2 separate regions of the Homo sapiens genome follow, and region 2 is linked to region 1. Evidence: read pairs that join two places in POLR2A ChIA-PET (ENCODE). Cell type or tissue: OCI-LY7. All regions are shown on one strand. Each heading gives the region's core, and the rest is flanking DNA. Links, peaks and the distances in the headings are about the cores only. Region 1 holds the start of LOC124909455 (a long non-coding RNA gene). Region 2 overlaps PHC3 (polyhomeotic homolog 3).

Evidence for each region. ChIA-PET counts read pairs that join two places held together with the same protein. Peaks named below come from ENCODE experiments on the same cell type or tissue, not always from the same donor. Only the 100,000 strongest peaks of a DNase experiment are listed, where the experiment ranks them.
Region 2: POLR2A ChIA-PET joins it to region 1 with 23 read pairs; 4 of 35 experiments call an interaction of 5 or more read pairs at or near these places.

What each region holds. Positions count from the first base shown.
Region 1 is chr3:170,051,862-170,063,007 of GRCh38, forward strand. The region is part of intron 2 of GPR160 (G protein-coupled receptor 160); the gene reads left to right. LOC124909455 (a long non-coding RNA gene) reads right to left here and starts at 9,128. Exons shown (of 3, transcript XR_007096156.1): 1 at 6,352-9,128; 2 at 5,792-5,990. It also overlaps the pseudogene RNU4-38P and the pseudogene KMT5AP3. RefSeq lists enhancers at 3,200-3,339, 3,670-3,729, 3,760-3,809, 3,950-4,449, 5,261-5,480 and 2 more. In OCI-LY7, for the core only: CTCF peaks have their summits at 2,549 (motif pointing left), 2,759, 5,468, 6,332 and 1 weaker place; DNase peaks (open chromatin) are centred at 2,530, 3,950, 5,090, 6,420 and 1 weaker place; H3K4me3 peaks cover 5,661 bases; H3K27ac peaks cover 7,060 bases.
Region 2 is chr3:170,124,148-170,132,147 of GRCh38, forward strand. PHC3 (polyhomeotic homolog 3) reads right to left here. Exons shown (of 15, transcript NM_024947.4): 8 at 4,537-5,405. Among named protein-coding and RNA genes, the nearest start is that of PHC3, 54 kb to the right of the region's middle. In OCI-LY7, for the core only: a CTCF peak has its summit at 5,095; DNase peaks (open chromatin) are centred at 4,574, 5,034, 5,734 and 6,624; H3K4me3 peaks cover 4,378 bases; H3K27ac peaks cover 7,417 bases.

The DNA of each region.
Region 1 (11,146 bases), core at 1,716-9,715:
TGGTTTGTGTTTTTAATCTTATATCTAATAAGTACTTGCTGAACCTTATACAAGTCTTGTGGACATGTTTTGTTATGTTTTTGAGATGGAGTCTCACTCTGTCACCCAGGCTGGAGTGCAGTGGCGCATTCTCGGCTCACTGCAACCTCCACCTCCCAGGCTCCAGTGATTCCCCTGCCTCAGCCTCCTAAGTAGCTGGGATTACAGGTGCACGCCACCATGCTCAGCTAATTTTTGTATTTTTAGGAGAGACGTGGTTTCACCATGTCGACCAGGTTGATCTCGAACTCCTGACCTCAAGTGATCCGCCCACCTTGGCCTTCCAAAGTACTGGGATTATAGGCGTGAGCCTCTGCACTTGGCCGACCTGTTTTAATTACTCCTAGGTAAATATCTAGTAGTAGAAGTACTGGATCATAGGATAAGCCTATGTTGAAATGCCACACTATTTTCCAAGGGGATACACCATTTTACACCTCAAACAGCAGCGTATAGGAGTTCTCGTTACTCTACATCTTTTCCAATATTTGGTATTGTTGGTCTTTCTGATTTTAGTCATTCTGATGGATGTGAAATTGTATGTCATTGTCATTTTAATTAGCTTTATCCTGATAACTAATGATGTTGAGTACCTTTTTGTTTGCTATTGGCCATTTGTACATATTCTTTTTGGAGTGTCTTTTTAAGTATTTTGCCCATTTTTGTTTGAGTAGTTTGACTTTTTGTTATTCATTTGTAGGCACTCTTTATATATGTGGTCTGGTAGTCTGGGCACAAGTCTTTTGTTAGATAGATGTGTTGTAAGCATTTTCTCCCAGTCTGTAATTGCCTTTTCATTTTCTTATGATGAACAGAAGAATCTAATTTTAATGAGTTCACTTTATCAATTTTTTTTCTATTTGGTGCTTTTTGTGTTTTGCTTGAGAATTCTTTACTCTAAGGTTGCAAACATATTCTCCTTTGTTTTCCTTGTAGAGTCTTACCTTTTATAGCTATGCTTGTGATCTCTCCTGAGTTAATTTCTGTTAATGGTGTGAAGTGGAGTTAAGGTCCTTTTTTTTTCATACGGTTATCCAGTTAGTCCAGCACAGTGTGTTGAAAAGACTTTCCTTTCCTCCATTGAATTGCATTGGTACTTTCTTATAAATCAAGTGGACTGGTTTGAACTCTTAAGCTCATTGTCTTGAGTTCTATAATTTATAAGTCTTGAAATCAGGTAGTGTAAGTCGTCCAACTTTGTTATTGGCTATTCTAACCCTTTGTATTTTCATATATATTTTAGCATCAGCTTGTGAATATCTTTAAAAAAGAAAAAGGCCTGGTTGGATTTTGATCAGAACTACATTGAATCAACTAATCTGGGGAGGATTGACATGTTAATAATATTAATCTTCTTATCCATGAACATGGCATATCTCTGTTAAGGTCTTTAGGTTTTTTTGGCAGTGTTTTGTAGCTTTTAGCATTGACATTTTATAAATATTTATACAAATTTATTCTTATTTTATGTTTTTGAGTCTATTGGAAATGATATATTTTCCTTCATTTTTGAATTTTGTTGCTATATATAGCAATGTGGTTTTAAAAATTGACCTGTGATCTTAACTAAATTCATTTATTAATTCCAGTAGATTTTTTGTAAGTACCTTAGGATTATCAATATACATAAATGCCATCTACAAATAGTTTTATCTTATCCTTTCTAGTCTGTATGCCTTTCTTTTATTTTCTCGCCTTACTGAATGGGCTAGGATATCCTAAAATGTTGAGTAGATGTAGTAAGGACAGATATCCTTACCTTGTTTCCAATTTTAGGGGTAAAGTGGTCAGTCTTTCACACTTAAGTATAATGATAGCTATAGATTTTTCATAGATGTTCCTTATCAGGTTGAGGAAACCATCAGTTTCCTACTTTGCTGAGAGGTTTTTATCATGAATGGTTGTTGAATTTTTTCCAAAGATTTTTCTGCATCTCTCAAGATGGTCATATGCTTGTTTTCTGTATTCAGTAATGTGAATATATTTATTTTTCATCTGTTGGCACTTTCTCTTCACCTCAAATTAGGGAAAAGACCACAGTTACCCATTTTGGTTTTTTGTTTTTTTTTTTAATTACTCAGCTTTAACACTTGAATATCTTGGCATTTGTGCATGGAATATTAGTTCAGGAACATGATTTAGACAATTTGAATCAGACAATTTCCATAAAATATTTTATAAACTAAAAAGCAGCGTTTGTGTGTGTGTGTGTGTATGTGTGTGTAGAGTTATTTGGCTTGAGAGCCCTGCCTGCCCAACAAACTTATCTTAAACTCTCATCATTATTAGTCTCATGCTTAAAAAAAAAAAAGTATCATTTAAGTGAAGACTTCAGGCAGTTGAGGGAGCAAGCTACATGAGTATAAGAAAGAAGACCATCCCAGGCAGAATGGTCTTCTGAAGCACAAGTTCAAAGGCCCTGAGGTCCCAGAGGTATCCAGAAAACTGTCTCTTCAAAATTGCTTTTGCCTGACATTGAAGCAGACAGCAGGGGCTAAGAAAACATCACCACCTTCTGGCAGAATAGAAGGACTGAGCTGCTCAGGTCAAATCATTATAGTAAAATATACCTAAAATTTACCATCTTAACCATTTTTAAGTGTACAGGTCAATGGCACTAAGTACATTCACATTGTTGAGCAACTGATACTGCTATCTACGCATCTTCAGAACTTTTTCATCCTGTGCTGAAAACCTGCACCCATTAAACAGTAACTCCTCATTCTTCCCTTCTCCTAGCTCCTGGCTACTGTTTACTTTTTGTCTATGAATTTGATTATTCTAGGTACCTCATATATATGGGATCATATGATATTTGTCATCTTCTGTCTGCTTATTCACTTAGTGTAATGTCTTACGGGTTCTTCCACCTTCAGCATGTATCAGAATTTCTTTTCTTTTTTTTTTTTTTGAGACGAAGTCTTGCTCTGTCACCCGGGGTGGAATGCAGTGGCCCGATCTTGGCTCACTGCAACCTCTGCCTCCCAAATTCAAGTGATTCTCCTGCCTCAGCCTCCCTAGTAGCTGGGATTACCGCCATCTGCTACCATGCCCAGCTACTTTTTGTATTTTTAGTAGAGACAGGGTTTCACCATGTTGGCCAGGCTGGTCTCGAACTCCTGACCACAGGTGACCCATCTGCCTTGGCCTCCCAAAGTATTGGGATTATAGGCATAAGCCACCGTGCCCGGCCAGGATTTCATTTCCTTTTAAGACTGAATAATATTCTACTGTATGGATATAAAGTCGTTCTTAGGAGATGTGTATGTTATATTTCTGAATCCTGAGAATGGAAACAAAACAGGTAGAATGGTAGTGGGGCAAGCTGGCGTAGGTCTGGGATACTGTTACCAAAGACTTATAGGAGAACTGGACCCCGGCTGATTGGGTCCTGACATCACACCTGACAATGTGATGGTGAAAAAAGGATCTCCCTTAGGTGGTTGTTCTGGTTCAGTTTCTCAGCAATGATGAATAACCGTGGTTTCAGAAACCATGAACAACTAAGCATGAAGAATGTCATAACCTCTCTGGTGGTTGAGTCATACAAGGAGCCACATTCAGAAGCCCGGGATGGAGAGTGGGGTCTCAGGGACTATTGAGCACAGATTTCTGATTGCTACTTTCCAGATCATTGTATGCTTAGGCCGTTTATTTTGATGAAGAAAGCAAGACTAAAGGACATGATAATCATTGAGAACCAGGAGGCAATCTCTAGTTCAGATGTTCTTTTAAAAACTTTTTTTTTTTTTGAGACGGAGTCTCGCTCTGTCCCCCAGGCTGGAGTGCAGTGGCGCGATCCCGGCTCACTGTAAGCTCCGCCTCCCGGGTTCACGCCATTCTCCTGCCTCAGCCTCCTGAGTAGCTGGGACTGCAGGTGTCTGCCACAACGCCTGTCTAATTTTTTGTATTTTTAGTAGAGGCGGGGTTTCACCGTGTTAGCCAGGATGGTCTCGATCTCCTCACTTCGTGATCCGCCCATCTCGGCCTCCCAAAGTGCTGGGATTACAGGCGTGAGCCACTGCGCCCGGCCTTAAAAACTCTTTTTAAACCTCTTCTGTGAGCATGTTTGCTAAGCGGTCAGCCCATAAGTATCTGAACAACTGTTCTTATAATCCTTTGTTGCTCTTATTAATCCCATTCCTATATTGTTGATTTTTTTTAAGATATATTTTCTATTTGTTGATGTTGTTCTTAAAACTCAGTACCTGAATGACTAGTACAAGGTATGCAACTCCTTTCTCTTTAATTCTGAACCTTATACTTGTATTACTTATCTGTTCCCACCAAAATGATGACGAGGTGAATATATGTGTAGAATTTGCAGTCAATAAAATACAGTCACATTGTAAGGGAAGTTTATGTGAAAATATACATCACCAGAATACTAATTTACAAGCAAACATAAGGCATTGAGTAAAAATTCATGGTAGCTTTATAGAAAAATGAATTGTGTCAGTGTAACCTGATTTGTTTTCAAGAACATTTTACGGATCTGGAGGAAGCAGGGGACATAATCTTAACTTTCTCATGCTATTGATTTCATTATGAATGACATAATCAATAACAGCCCGGGGAAACAGGTTAGCTCACATGATACCACAGTTAGACGGTGGGAAGGTAACACAGAGACATTATCAAGGATATGGTTCCAGTGTGGGATAAGTCATCATTTAACCTTTTAGAGGTCAGTCTGGGAACCATTCTGTTTAATCAGTTTTAATCCATAACTGGTGGCATATTAGTGTATATGTTTGTATGCGAGAAATACTAGAAACAGAAGTCAAAATAACCTGCATTAATGGGGTACCGTATTTATAAAATACTGGACAGAATCACGTGAAGGCTAATTAATTTTGTAAGTAAGAGGTTCAAATTGGAGAATGATTGGCACTGTGCCTATTTTTGGCAGAAAAAGCCTATGGGCCATGGTGAATCACAAGGTAGTTGAACCATCACAGTAACTATAATGTGGGTATATGCAGAATACCACATTTCATACATCAGTGCTCTAGTTAATACTTGTATGAGACTGAAAGTAGGCAAATGATACAGTGAAGTCATTTCATAACTGGCAATACCAAGACTTCTCAGAACTATGTTTAGCTTGAGTGCATACTATGTAAAGAGGGTCTTACAAAATGTATACCGGAGCCACAGGAGAGCAAAACAATTATTTAAGTGATGACATCTGGTCAAGATGGCACAGGAGTTCAGGCTCCAAACACCTAGCAAAGGTAGTTATAATATAAAAAGGGTAACCAAATAAGTATAGTTGGGCTATAGTCATTCTAGTTACCTAGAATGTAAGTTGAAATACAAAGGGGTAAGCAGGCTCAAGCTGCAGGCCTCTCCAGCAGGGGCAACCAGAAACTCAGGTTTTTTAGAATAAGGGGATATAGCTTTGTGCAGTGGCCATTTCATAGCCAGTGAAGTTTATCTGAGGCACTTGCTAATTGAAAACTTTTCTCAATACCCTGCCATGATGAAATATGGTTGGCACTGGCAATTTTTGAGACTCTATGGAGACTGAACTTAACATTAAAAACAAATTAAAAAATGAAAAGATAGGGATGTAAAAGTATCCACATGAGCTGATACCAAGGAGTTGGAGCCAGGCTCCAGGGAATGTAAATTGGGAGAATAACTAAGTTTCTTCCATACCTCTAAGAAACATTGGCAACACTGAAATCAGAGACTGCAGTGCCCTCCCTCCCAAACCTAAGAAGGAAGGCTGGAAAAGATGGCTTACCTGGAAGGAATGGGCTTCTGGAAGTTTCAGAGACAAAGACACAGCTTCAGAACCAGAAGCTGAGCCATGCTGCTTTCTTGGCCCAGGGCCTGGATCCGCAGTATCGCTGATACCACAACTGAGCAGGAACACCAAGTGGCATTTTGAGACCTGGTTTGGAAGAAGTCCTGAGAGGCCAGGTGGAGGGACTGAAAGCTGCCTGGGAAGGGAGAGAGGAGGGAAAGATACAGCAATCGAAAACTCCTACTGAAAGTAAGCTTGCAAAGCAAAACTTTAAAATACATGAAGACATAGATATGGAGTTCAAAATTTGTTCAAGCAAGACACGAATTTACTAAAAGTGAAATTAGCAGTTGGAATTCCTGGAAATGACAATAAAGTAAGTATGTTTAGAATTCTTACGATGAATGAAGTCTTGCAGTAGATAAAAATTATGAAGTAGAAGCAAGGGGGAGGGATAGGAAAAAGAACCAGTTAGAACAGTTTTGTATTAAGTCAAGTGGGCTAAAATGCTTTAAAAAGACCAAAAATGCAATGGATCAAATCCAGTACGAGCTTACTTCTCTCGTGTAGCAGGCCTGGGTGGGTATTTCAGGCCACTGGGTGGCTGTACCCTCAGGGACCCAGCTGACGGCACCCATATGGGTTTCAGAATTGCCCTGCTTTCCCACAGGAAGTGGGTGGGTGGGGAATAAGCTAGGCCAGAAATGGTCTTCCTCATGTCTGCTCACGCCCCACCGGCCATACCTAACTTCTGGGGAGCCTGGGAAACAGGTCAGCCACGTGCCTGGGAAAAAGAAGGGAAGATAAAATGGAGAATAAGTTTCTGCCATACCTCTAAGAAACAGTGGTTACATTGACAACAGATTTCTCATCAGCAATAGAATTGAAAACACAAGAGAGTATTATCTTCAACTTAGAATTCAATACTAGTTAAACCGTCATTCAAAAATGATGATCAGCAGTCCCTATGAAGGAAAAATTGGCAATATCTAACAAAATTATGTAAGCATTCACCCTTTGACCTAATGGCCTCACTTCTAGTAATTATTCCAGAGGAAACACCTCCACAAAATAGCAAAGAATATGTACAGAAGGTTGTTCATCGCTACATTATTTGCAGATAGAACAAATTTGGAAACAACCTTTATGTCCACTCATAGAACTCTGGCTGAATAAGCTATAGTATATCTACATAATGCAGCCATAAAAACAATTTTTAAAAAATTAAAAAGGAAGATAGCTATTAACAAAGATGAAATGCTTTCTAGGATGTTTTAAGGGGCAATAAAGAGTCACAAAAAGTATATCTAATGTGCTACCTTGTATTTAAGATGGAAAGGGAAATAACCACACATGTACACACACACATGCACAAACACACACACACACACACACACACACACACTTATTTTTGCAGAAAGATGCACAGGAACTATAAACCAGAAATAAATGATAGGGGGTGGGTGGATATTAGTGGAGGAAATAAGTATGGAAATGAGACTTTTCTGAGCGTACCTTTTTATATAGTTTTGATTTTGAGCCATGTAAATATTTTACATATTCAATTATATAAAATTAAAATGAACTAAAAATAATGAAAACAAAGGAAATCCTGTCATTGAATATACAAAGAGAAACTAATAATCAAAACACTATATCAAATTGATTACATAAATACAAAGAAGAGAATTCAGATAACTTTATAACAGAGTACTCAGACTGTATAAGCTTAGTGGAATATAGTCAAGGGACAAAAAGAATGGAAAAAATTAGGCTTTATTTACCTGGTTAATTGTTGGGCAATGCTATCAGTGTAGTAACTCTGAAACTGCTTAATATGTATTGTAGTTTGAACAAATGAATCAATATACTAATGTCATTGGGAACCAGGTTCTTTTTTGTTGTTAATTTCTTCATTGAAATTCTGTATTCAATCACAGGAGTTGGAGTCTGCTTCCTGCTGGGACCCTTCCTGATCCTTTAAGTTAATCTCTAATTTGCTATTAGTGTGGCTTCCTGCCCTTTTTTTTCTTCAGCTTTTAAGTTCAGGGGTACATGTGCAGGATGGGGAGGTTTGTTACACAGGGAAACGGGTGCCATGGTGGTTTGCTGTACAGATTATCCCATCACCTAGGCATTAAGCCCAGCATCCATTAGCTGTTTTTCCTGATGCTTTTCTTCCCCCCACTCCCCCCTCTAGCAGGCCCAAGTGTGTGGTGTTTCCCACCATGTGTCCACGTGGGAACCAGATTCTTGCTGTGGGAGATGATCTTTCAAGTATGTATTTCACTATTTCACAAATACTGAAATAAGGTGAGGAAGACTCCTGAGATGGTAGCTTTGCATTGGAGGTATCAGTGTGCCACCCAGATTCTAGTTTTAAAATACCATATTTTCCTAAAAAAAACAGGGCTCCTTGAAAAAAAATGACCAGAAGTACAACGTGCCAAAGCGGGCATGTGCTCAGCAACTGGGATGGCAAAAGATACATATGGGAGCCAGCCTGAAGGAACCCTGACAAGATGATTTGGAAAATTTTAAGCATTCAAAAGAAGAATGATGGCAGTGAATTATAACACATTTAATAAAAATAAATCAATGAATCTATAATGTATTTCCAGAAACAACTGCCAGCTCATGAAAGCAGAATGAATCTTAGAATTAGAAAATTACTATTTTACAACTCCCAGTGTGGTGATTAATTCAGGCAAGGATAATAAACGGATGCTAAAACTATCAGGTGAAACTTTGTTATGCAACGGATTGGTCTAACAGTCTCAAAGTATTAATTACAAAGGGAAAAGGTCCTCTACAACAGTAAAATGGACGAGGCGAGGTGGCTCATGCCTATAATCCCACCACTTTGGGAGGCCTAGGAGGGATAATTGCTTGAGGCTAGGAGTTCAAGACCAGCCTGGGCAACAGCAAGACCCCATCTCTACAAAACAGTATTTTAAAAAAAAATTAACTGGGCATGGTGGTGCACACCTCTATAGTCCTAGCTACTCAGGAGGCTGCGGTGGGAAGATCACTTGAGCCCAGGAGTTCTAGGTTACAGTGAGCTATGACTGTACTACTGCACTCCAGCTTCAGCAACACAGTGAGACCCTGTCTCAAAATAATACTAATAATAAAAAGAAAAAGAAATATGGCAAACACCTCCTTAATCAAGTGACCTAACATCACATGACCAGTAATGAGACATGACATAATGGGATATATCATCTAGATAGTTTTCTTGCCAGAAATGTTTAATATTGAGAAAACAATTAGACAAATCGAGATTATGTGATATTTTACAAGATAACTGACCTGGACTCTTCAAAAATGTCAGTATTGCCGGGCACGGTGGCTCACACCTGTAATCCCAGCACTTTGGGAGGCCCAGGAGGGTGGATTGCTTGAAGTCAGGAGTTCAAGACCAGCCTGACCAACATGGTGAAACCACATCTCTACTAATAATACAAAAATTAGCCAGGCGTGGTGGCAGGCACCTGTAATCCCAGCTACTCGGGAGGCTGAGGCAGGAGAATCGCTTGAACCTGGGAGGCAGAGGTTGCAGTGAGCCGATATGGCGCCACTGCACTCCAGCCTGGGTGACAGAGTGAGACTCTGTCTCAAAAAAAAAAAAAAGAAAGATAAAAAACAACAACAACAACAAATTATCCAAAATTAAAAGAGACTAACAAGACATGACAAATATGTGATCCTTGATTGGATTTTGTATTAAAAAAAACTCTAACAACATTGGGACAGTTTTAATATGGACTATGTATTAGATACTATACCATTTAATTTAATTTCATTAAATTAATATTTATGGGACAGTTTTAATTAATGGGACAGTTTTAATATGGACTATGTATTAAATACTATATAATTTGATTTCATAGATAAAATGATGGTATCATAGTTATGAAAATGGCTATCCGATTATAAGATAAATCATCATAGGAAAAATGGGAAAATATCGAGATAAAATGAAGTCTTATAAGACCACACTAAGATAACCATCATTAACACTTTGGTATATTTCCATCTCATCTACATATATTTAAACAAAATTGAATTGTACTCTACATGGTTTTTTATGTTCCTTCTGCTTGTTCCATATTATAATTATTGGCAAGTCTCCATTAAATAGTCCTCAAAGATATTCTTTTAAATGGTTATATACTATCTCTGTACATTTTCTTATTTTTAAATTTCAAGGCCATGCGCAGTGGCTCCTGCCTGGAATCCCAGCACTTTGGGAGGCGGAGGTGGGAGCATCGCTTGAGGCCGGCAGTTTGAGACCAGCCTGGGCAACATAGGGAGACCCCATCTCTATGATTTTAAAATAAATAAATAAAAATTAAATTCCAAGTTTTTTTATTTTATAAGGTCTATTTTACAATATTTTATTCAATCAACATGCCATCCATTGTAAGACATCATTATTTTATGTGTCACTAAAAAGAAAATTTTCCTGAGGTGGGTGTGTCGGGCCCTACTGGGCCTAGCGGCAGGAGGGGGACATCGGCTCCCACCACAGCCCTCCAAACAGCTCTGCGCTCTGAGCGCCCCCTCCCCAGGGTCCCCCTCTCCAGGCAGGAAGATGTCCAAGTCCCGTGCGGCGGAGGCAGCAGCGGGGGTGACAGCGACGGCCCCGAGCCCGCAGATAGTGGAGCAGAGGGGTCCAGGGAGGCGCTGCACCGACGTTGGGGAGAATGTATGTCCTGGCAATCAAAGATCTTTTCCTCCGTGAGCCTAACAAATGCTCTGGAATGTGTTCCAGCCTTCAGGAGGAGAACTCCGTTACACGTCACGAAGTCAAATGCCAGGGGAAACCATTAGCTGGAATCCACAGGAAAAGAATGCAACACGGAGCACGAAGCCCAAGCACAGAAGATCAAAGACGCCAGGAGAGGACCCCTCGCACCTTTTCCAAACCAAAAATGTGAAGCAGCAGAACTTCCAAAACCTCCGGCCTCGTCTTGTGATTCCACCAATGCAGCCATCGCCAAGCAAGCCTTGAAATAGCCCATCAAGGGCAAACAGGCCCCCGAAAAAAAGCTCAAGGAAAAGTCGCAAACTCACGGATTTCTACCCTGTCCCAAGGAGCTCCAGGAAGGGCAAAGCGGAGCTGCAATTTGAAGAAAGGGAAAGAATAGATGAATTGGTTGAAAGCGGAAAGGAAAGAAGGAGTGAAGACTGACCTCATCAATGACAAAGGCCGGGTGTGAACACCAGAGGGAGCTCTCCCGGGGCGCCTTTGTGGTAGAAAAGCACCGGAGCCTCACGGAGATCACCGACGCCACGGGACCCCTCCATGGTGGATCTCCGTGGATCTCCACAGTAAGCCGAGATCGC
Region 2 (8,000 bases), core at 1-8,000, 71 kb after region 1:
AATACCTTATTATTAATGTTTCCATTTCAAAGAACACTTCTAGAGGTTGACATGGGTATTTTAATTTAATTTGTTATCATTTATTATTTACTTAACCATTATTTATGAAAAATGATTACTAAAAATAAAGCCATAAGAGTTCATTTCCCTTCTTTTATCTATAAAGCTTATTACTTAAGTTTACAAAAATTATGAGTTTTTAAAATCTTATTTAACCATACTGACTAATCTTCCCATTAAAAAAGTGTTTTTTGAGAAAGGGTCTCACTCTGCTGCCCAGGCTGGAGTGCAGTGGCTCCATTATGGCTCACTCAGCCTTGACCTCCAAGCTCAGCCTCCTGAGTAGCTGGGACCACAGGTGTTCACTAACACACCCAGCTCATTTTAAAATGTTTTTTGTAGAGATGAGGTCTCACTATGTTGCCCAGGCTGGTCTCAAACTCCTGGGCTCAAGTGATCCTCCTGCCTTGGCCTCTCAAAGTGCTGGGATTATAGGCATGAGCCACTGCACACCTAGCCCCACAAATGTTAACAAACAAACTTTCAACATTCACAAGAAACCTTTCAGCAACATCTAATATTGTGTACATTTTTAATCAAACTATTTTAAAAGTCTGATGTTTTAAAGTATATAAAATTATACATAAAAGTGATCAGGATTTCTGAAACCAGCAAAACCCATGTGTTGTAAAAGGGACAATCAAGTTTCACCTATAAGGATATAACAGTAAGTTATAAAGGTAACAATAGGTGACAATCAAAAATAAAATAAAATAAAATAAAAATCTTTCCAAGGCTCCACTAAGAATAAAACATCTTCTTTTGTCTTTTGTACAACTTTAAAATTCTACTGTTACTGGATAATTTTATATCAAACATAATATTATACCAAATATAAAATTCAGAACTGTGATCTGAATCAGCTACAAAGTAGGCAACATTTTTTAAAGTTATTTGCTCACAACCCTGCACCTGGAAACCAGTTACACTAAGAGAGATTCTGTGCCTCATGCCTGAATCTCAGACGTGAAAGCAGTCATTTGTTATTGTTCGGAGCAACAATTATACTAGATCGGTTCATGATAATAACAGTTTTTTAAATGATGATAATGCCCAATATAGGTAAAATCATTCTAAAAAGTGTCTGGGGGGTTAAGAAAAAAAATCTAGTCCCCAAGGGCAAGTGCTGTCACAGTGAATACTTTAATTTGCCTTAGTGTCAGAGATGTTAATTCAGAGATAATTAAACAAGTATGGTTTTATCGACCAGTTCAATTTTATCTATGTAGCATTCCTTCAGTATAATAGATAGTACTTTTCTTCCAAAGAACATGATCTTTGCTTAAAATGCTGAAACTCTCTTTAATCCTAATGCAGTTACATGTTATTCAAACATCTGCTAGAGTATCTTTTAAGAAATCAAAGCTTGATCATACATAGAATTCTGATTTTTAAAAACAAGAGTTTAAAGAATGAAAAGAGCCATAACACAAATAGCATATTTTGAAATAATCCATCAAATACTGTAAAATACTTTCCACTCATTATACTTAAAGCTAACTATATGTACTTCCAGAACTCTCATATAAAGGCGAAATAAGTGCATGAATAAAAGAAGTAGGCAAAAACAAATCTGTCACAGACATCTGGCACAATCAGCATTAACAAATCTAAATGTTCAACAATTAAAATGTTGAAAAAAGCAAAGTGGAGGTTTTGCTCACTCACAAGATCATTAGGAAACTGCACATCACAATTACTGTTTAGCTCATAACTATAACTATTCTAAAAATAACAAAGACTGCCAAACTTACCTCAATAAAGTCCAATATTCCCATCTGTTTCCCTTTCCTAAATAAACTGAGGAATATTTGTTTATTAGTTCTAAATTATCTACCCTCAACATACTTATATCCAAATGTCAACAAAAAACTTTAATTCTTAAGTATCTTAAAAAACATACTGATTTTACTTTGAAAATTCACCCTTATCTTTCAAATTTCCACATCTCTTAAAAAATACATCTTTCTACCTTTAAGTGTTTGAAACAACCAGAAAAATATAACCTGTGAAGAAATGTGTTTGAATGGAAAAAATAACACATTTGGTCAAAGGTAATAAAAAAACAAGCTTAATAAATTATTAAAGAGCTATGTTACTCAAAGAAAGGTAAAAGATTAAAAAATATTTAGAAAGGTAACATGGAAACATCCATAGCAAGCATTATAACCATATCAGTGATAGCAGAGAAAGTTATTAATATCATTTTTTAAACTTCCAAAAATGTTTTAAGGTAGAAGTGCAGGAAGCAACAAAATATTTTTGGCTTTAGTTTTCAAAGTATTATGCTCCATATGTATATATATATATATATATATATATTTTTTTTTTTTTTTCCTTTTTCTTTTTTTTGAGACAGAGTCTCACTCTGTCACCCAGGCTGGAGTGCAGTGGTACGATCTCAGCTCACTGCAACCTCTGCCTCACGGGTTCAAGCCATTCTTGTGCCTATGTCTCCCAAGTAGCTGGGATTACAGGCATTCGCCACCATGCCCAGCTAATTTTTGTATTTTTAGTAGAGATGAGTTTCTCTATGTTGGCCAGGCTGGTCTTGAACTCCTGACCTCAGGTGATCCACCTGCCTTGGCCTCCCAAAGTGCTGGGATTAGAGGTGTGAGGCACCACACCCAGCCTTATATTTCTATCCCAAATTTGTTCCTCTATAGCTTCCCCTAACATAAACAATTAAAAATATATAAGGACTATAAAGAAGTTTTTTTTTGTTTGTTTTTATTTTTAAATTGTATTTTTTTTCTTTTCTATTATGCCCTGCCTGGAAACTGCCTTATTTTTTACTGGTTAAAAACCAAATCACTGAACTAGGTAGTGAGAAAGTAATTTAAATTAAAAATTTTTTGAAGGTGCTGTACGCTTCCTATACCCCTGTTTTTGTTACAATATCCATAGTAAACTCCAAAAATCTATTGAAAGAAAATATAGACATGATAACTGAATGATAAACTTTTTAAAAATTTTTCTTTCCTTTTTTTGAGACAAAGTCTCGCTCAGTTGCCCAGGCCGCAATCTCGGCCCACTGCACCCTCCACCTCCCAGGTTCAAGAGATTCTCCTGCCTCAGCATCCCGAGTAGCTGGGATTACAGGCATGGCCACCACTCCCGGGTAATTTTTGTATTTTTCTGTGTAGACAGGGTTTCACCCTGTTTGCCAGGCTGGTCTCGAACTCCTCAGCTCAGGTGATCTGCCCACCTCAGCTTCCCAAAGTGCTGGGATTACAGGCGTGAGCCACTACACCCAGCCAAGTTCTGCTTTTAATAAAAATTTACAGAAGGTATAATTCAATCTCTGTGCCTATTAAGATCAGTAAGAATGACAAGAATACAAAAATCTATACATTTGTATCATGAGAACCAAAATACTTTTCATTAAAGAACATTGAGGATAATCCAAGTATGAAAAGAAAAAACAAGTATTAATAATAAAAAATACTTCGAAACTCCTTTCTGAGCTAATATTTATTAGCTTTTAGGTGATAAAATCTCTTGGATGAGGTGTAATACAAAACCTCCCTTTAGGAAGATTCTTCTCCTCAGTTACAAATTATGAATTTGATCCTTCTGACTAAACAATTAGAGACCTTATTTCAGTTTTATAAATCTTAAAATGTCTTTTAGAGAATGTTTAAAGAAAAGTATTTTTCAAGATAATTTTTCTTTCTAGGCAACAATTGTTTTTAGAGGTTTATTCTTAAAAATCCCACTACAATCTCAATTATTCGAAACTTTTACTCCTCTAAATGGATTTTTTCATCCTCAGTATTAAATTCATCTACCAAGATTTTTTGACATTTTTAAGTGAGAAATATTTTAAGTACATATTTTTCCTTAGTAGAAATAACAAACCATTAAGTTTAATAATTCTATAAGATGGCCTACAGTTAAATTTTTGGCAAAGCTGGACTCTCTCCTAGAATAATTTTTTTTTTACAAAATTTCAACTACAAAGTATAATTTTACCAAAAAACTACATCATATAAGCATATCTCCAACTTGAAACAAAATCCCCTAAAAGCCCAAGACTCTAGGATGCATAAAACTAAAAGGGTTAGGCTAGATAAACCATACGTTTTGAGAACATACAAGCCAACAGAAGGGATCTATGAAGGATAATCACCTTAAGAGAAAAAACTTTGTGCAGATGACACTGGTTCAAATGCATTCCCTTGGGGAAAAAAAATCAACTCTGTAAAGATAGCAGATGGATTTGTTTAAATAGTAATAAAATTAACGAGGGACTTTAATTACCATCACAAATTATAAAGCATGCAACCACACTAAACAAACAATGGCATTTTTTTTTTTTTGCCCATACAGCATGTTTGTCAGAATACTGACACATGGAAATTTCAAGCTTTTTTAGTTCACAGGCATTTAGATCTTGCAATAAAACATAGTGTGGGAAAAAATAGTTTTTACTTTCAGTTCAGCAAGAAAGTCAAAGAGCTTCCAAGGGCTTACCACTGGTGGATCAACAGGTGCTGGTGGTTGCACTTGTAGGTTTACCGCAACAGTCTGTGGAGGAGGAAGAGTCTGAAATGGCAACTGGACCAAAGCTTCTGCAGCTGGAAGTTCCTCTTCTGACACCAAAGCATTCTGCACCAAAACCTGGCCCTGGGACAGAATTTCAGGCTGCACTTGTAAAGACTGCATAGACTGCAAGGGCAGTGGTGGAATCTGAGCTGGAGGAGATGTCGACATCTGTGGAGGACTTGCAATTGGGATTGGAGAGGACTGCAGGGATGAATATTGCTGGTGTGATGGAGAGACAATCTGCTGGCCTGGGGATACCAAGGCAGACTGCTGAACTGGGCCAATGTGTACAACAGGGGAAGCTGGAAGTGGAAGATGGGATGGAAGATTCAACTGTGCTGTAGCTTGCACCTGATTAGCAGTGGACTGCTGCAAATTTGGCCCTGGCTGGAGAGCTGATGACACAAGAGGGTGTGGCTGAATAAGTGCTTGTGGATGAATAATTATAGTAGGAGACTGACTTGGTGAATGAGGTGGTGGAGGAGACACCACTACAGACTGCTGTGCTGACTGTGACTGATTAGGAGACACTGTTAAAGGAGAGGGATGACTCTGAATCGGTGAACAATGCTGTGACTGGGCATTACTGGGAGCTGGAGGAAGGCCATGGTTCTGGAGTGGTATACAGTGCTGGGATGGGGGTGGGTCTTGAGTTGAATTCTGAAGTGTGATTGGCTGAATTTGCTGTTGCTGCTGTTGTAATATCAGCTGATGATGGGAAACTTTGGAAGGTGGTGAATGAAGAGGAATCTGCTGATGTTTTATTAGAGAATGAGGCTGAATTGGAGAATATGAAGCTGTGAGAGAAAAAAATGACAATTAGTACTGATTTCAAAAATACAGAAATTTTTAAATCACTCTAAAGGAAAAAGTGTTCATTATCAGAAGGTCATAATCATCAGAATTCTATTACAAGTTTTCCAAACAAGAGTAATTTGAAAAAAAAAAAATTTTTTTTTTTGAGACAGAGTCTTGCTCTTGTCACCCAGGCTGGGGTGCAGTGGCATGATCTCAGCTCACTGCAACCTCCACCTCCCTGGTTCAAGCGATTCTCCTGTCTCTGCCTCCGGAGTAGCTGGGATTACAGGTGCCCGCTACCACACCCGGCTAACTTCTGTATTTTTAGTAGAGACGGGGTTTCACCACGTTGGCCAGGCTGGTCTTGAAACCTGACCTGAAGTGATCCTCCCAACTCAGCCTCCCAAAGTGCTGGGATTACTAGCGTGAGCCATCACGCCTGGCCTGAATATTTAATGACAATTTATAGTTGGAAAACTAGAAAATATCATAAAATACACTGTACTGTGATAAGTTCTAAAAGAAAACTGCCTAAAACTTAATAATCTGAATCTATACATGGTTTGTTCTTATTATATTTTATAGGTCACCTGAATATCTACATTAACTTTTAGCAAAGTTTATACACTTGAATTTCTTCTTTGCAGGAAAAGAGGAGTATCATCATAGAACAAGTATAACATATATAAAGATAACTTCAAAATCATAAAAATACTATATTAAAATTCATAAAATAAAGATCTCATCCTTTCTAATCCATATCTAAACGTGCTTCCAACTAATAGGGTAATTACTTATAAAGCTTCCCAAATGAGTTTCCATTTTTGAGCTGAGATGAGGGTATATATATCATTTGACCCAGGAAGAGAAAATATTTTGTATAATAATCTAATGTGATTAAGCAAAAGACGTGTGTGAATCCTGTAGCACAGTTAATTAATCACTGTAACTAAGAACTCAAATTTAGGGGCCATTCCAAATCTAGGAAAACACTAGTTTTGCTTGCAGAGAATGAGACAATCAGAAGCCCATGCTACCTAAATAAGGGATTTTGTTAACCCTTTTCCCTCACCAAAAAAAAACTTCAATAATTGATGTGACAGTATGAGGTTTTCTCCACAAAGAAGCCACTCAACAGGAATAAATATATGTAAGAATTAGCACAGTCAAGTGGTAGGGAGCCCCCCATCATGCCTTTTCTGCAAACTGGTGGCACATGTTTATAGAAAGGGAGATGCTGATGAAATCCTAAGTAAGAATGGAAACTGAGTTCACAAGAAGATAAACTGAAACAATTGCTTAATGTTAATATCATGTAAAAATTACACACATTTAACACAGATTTAAAGACAGGGCAATTTTTTTTTTCCTAACCTTGGAATATTAGGAGAAAGACTATATTATACCTTACATCTATTTTTGTGTTCAACCACATTTGTGACAACTTTATAAAAACTTTCCACAACTTTTTAAAAAAAATTTTCACATTTGGTTATTATTTAAAATTTTTGGAATCCTTTAAAGAAATTAACATCTGATTAACATCCAAAAAAGAGGCGTTTGGAAAGTTCAATAAATATCCACTAATTGTTAAAAAAAAAAAAAAAAAAGGAAATCAAGTCAACAAAATAATTTTCATATAAGTATCTAGGCTAGTACTTCACACTAAGACTGAAAATTTTATGTCAGTCTTTTAAAACTGTGTTGATATAGACTATGCTAAACAGTATTCAAAAAGGGTAAATTAACAAAATCTTGGATTTCTACAGCGTGCCCTTCATCCAAGGGGCTGAAAGTGCTTTCACGTGTCTCTCATTCATACTTACAAAATGCCTGTGGTATAGGTGGGTATTATTATTTCCCTCTTACAGATAAGTAAATAGATTTTTTTGCAAGCATAACAGCAAGGGCCCACTTCAATTCAATTTTGTAAGTAAAGCTTTAATTTAAATTTACCATACTGTTGAAGTACCAGTATGGTACTAGAATAACAATTCTGGCTGGGCGCAATGGCTCATGCCCGTAATCCCAGCATTTTGTGAGGCTGAGGTGGGAGGATCACCTGAGGTAAGGAGTTCAAGACCAGCCTGGCCAACATGGTGAAACCCCATCTCTACTAACAATACAAAAATTAGCCGGGCTTGGTAACACACGCCTGTAATACCAGCTATTACTCAGGAGGCTGAGGTGGGAGAATTGCTTGAACTCGGGAGGCGGAAGTTGCAGTGATCTGGGATCGTGCCATTGCACTCCAGCCTGGGCAACAGAGGGAGACGCCATCTCAAAAAAAAAGAATAACAAATCTTTCTATGCTCTGGTAAGTAAGCAATCTTTTTATATCTTAGAGCTGTGACAATTCAACAGATTAGCAATCTATCCTTTCATCTAAATTACATTTTTCTTTGATCAGAAATCAAAGTGTGTTTATTTTTAGTCCATAAGACCAATTGATAAGCACATATATTACAGAATAATTAGGTGGCTATGTGAAGCAATACCTCTGTAAAAGAAAAGACCTAGTGCTCTGGGAAAAAAAATCCTATCATGTTGGTTAATTTCTCTGATTTTAATAAACATCTTATTGTCAGGATGGC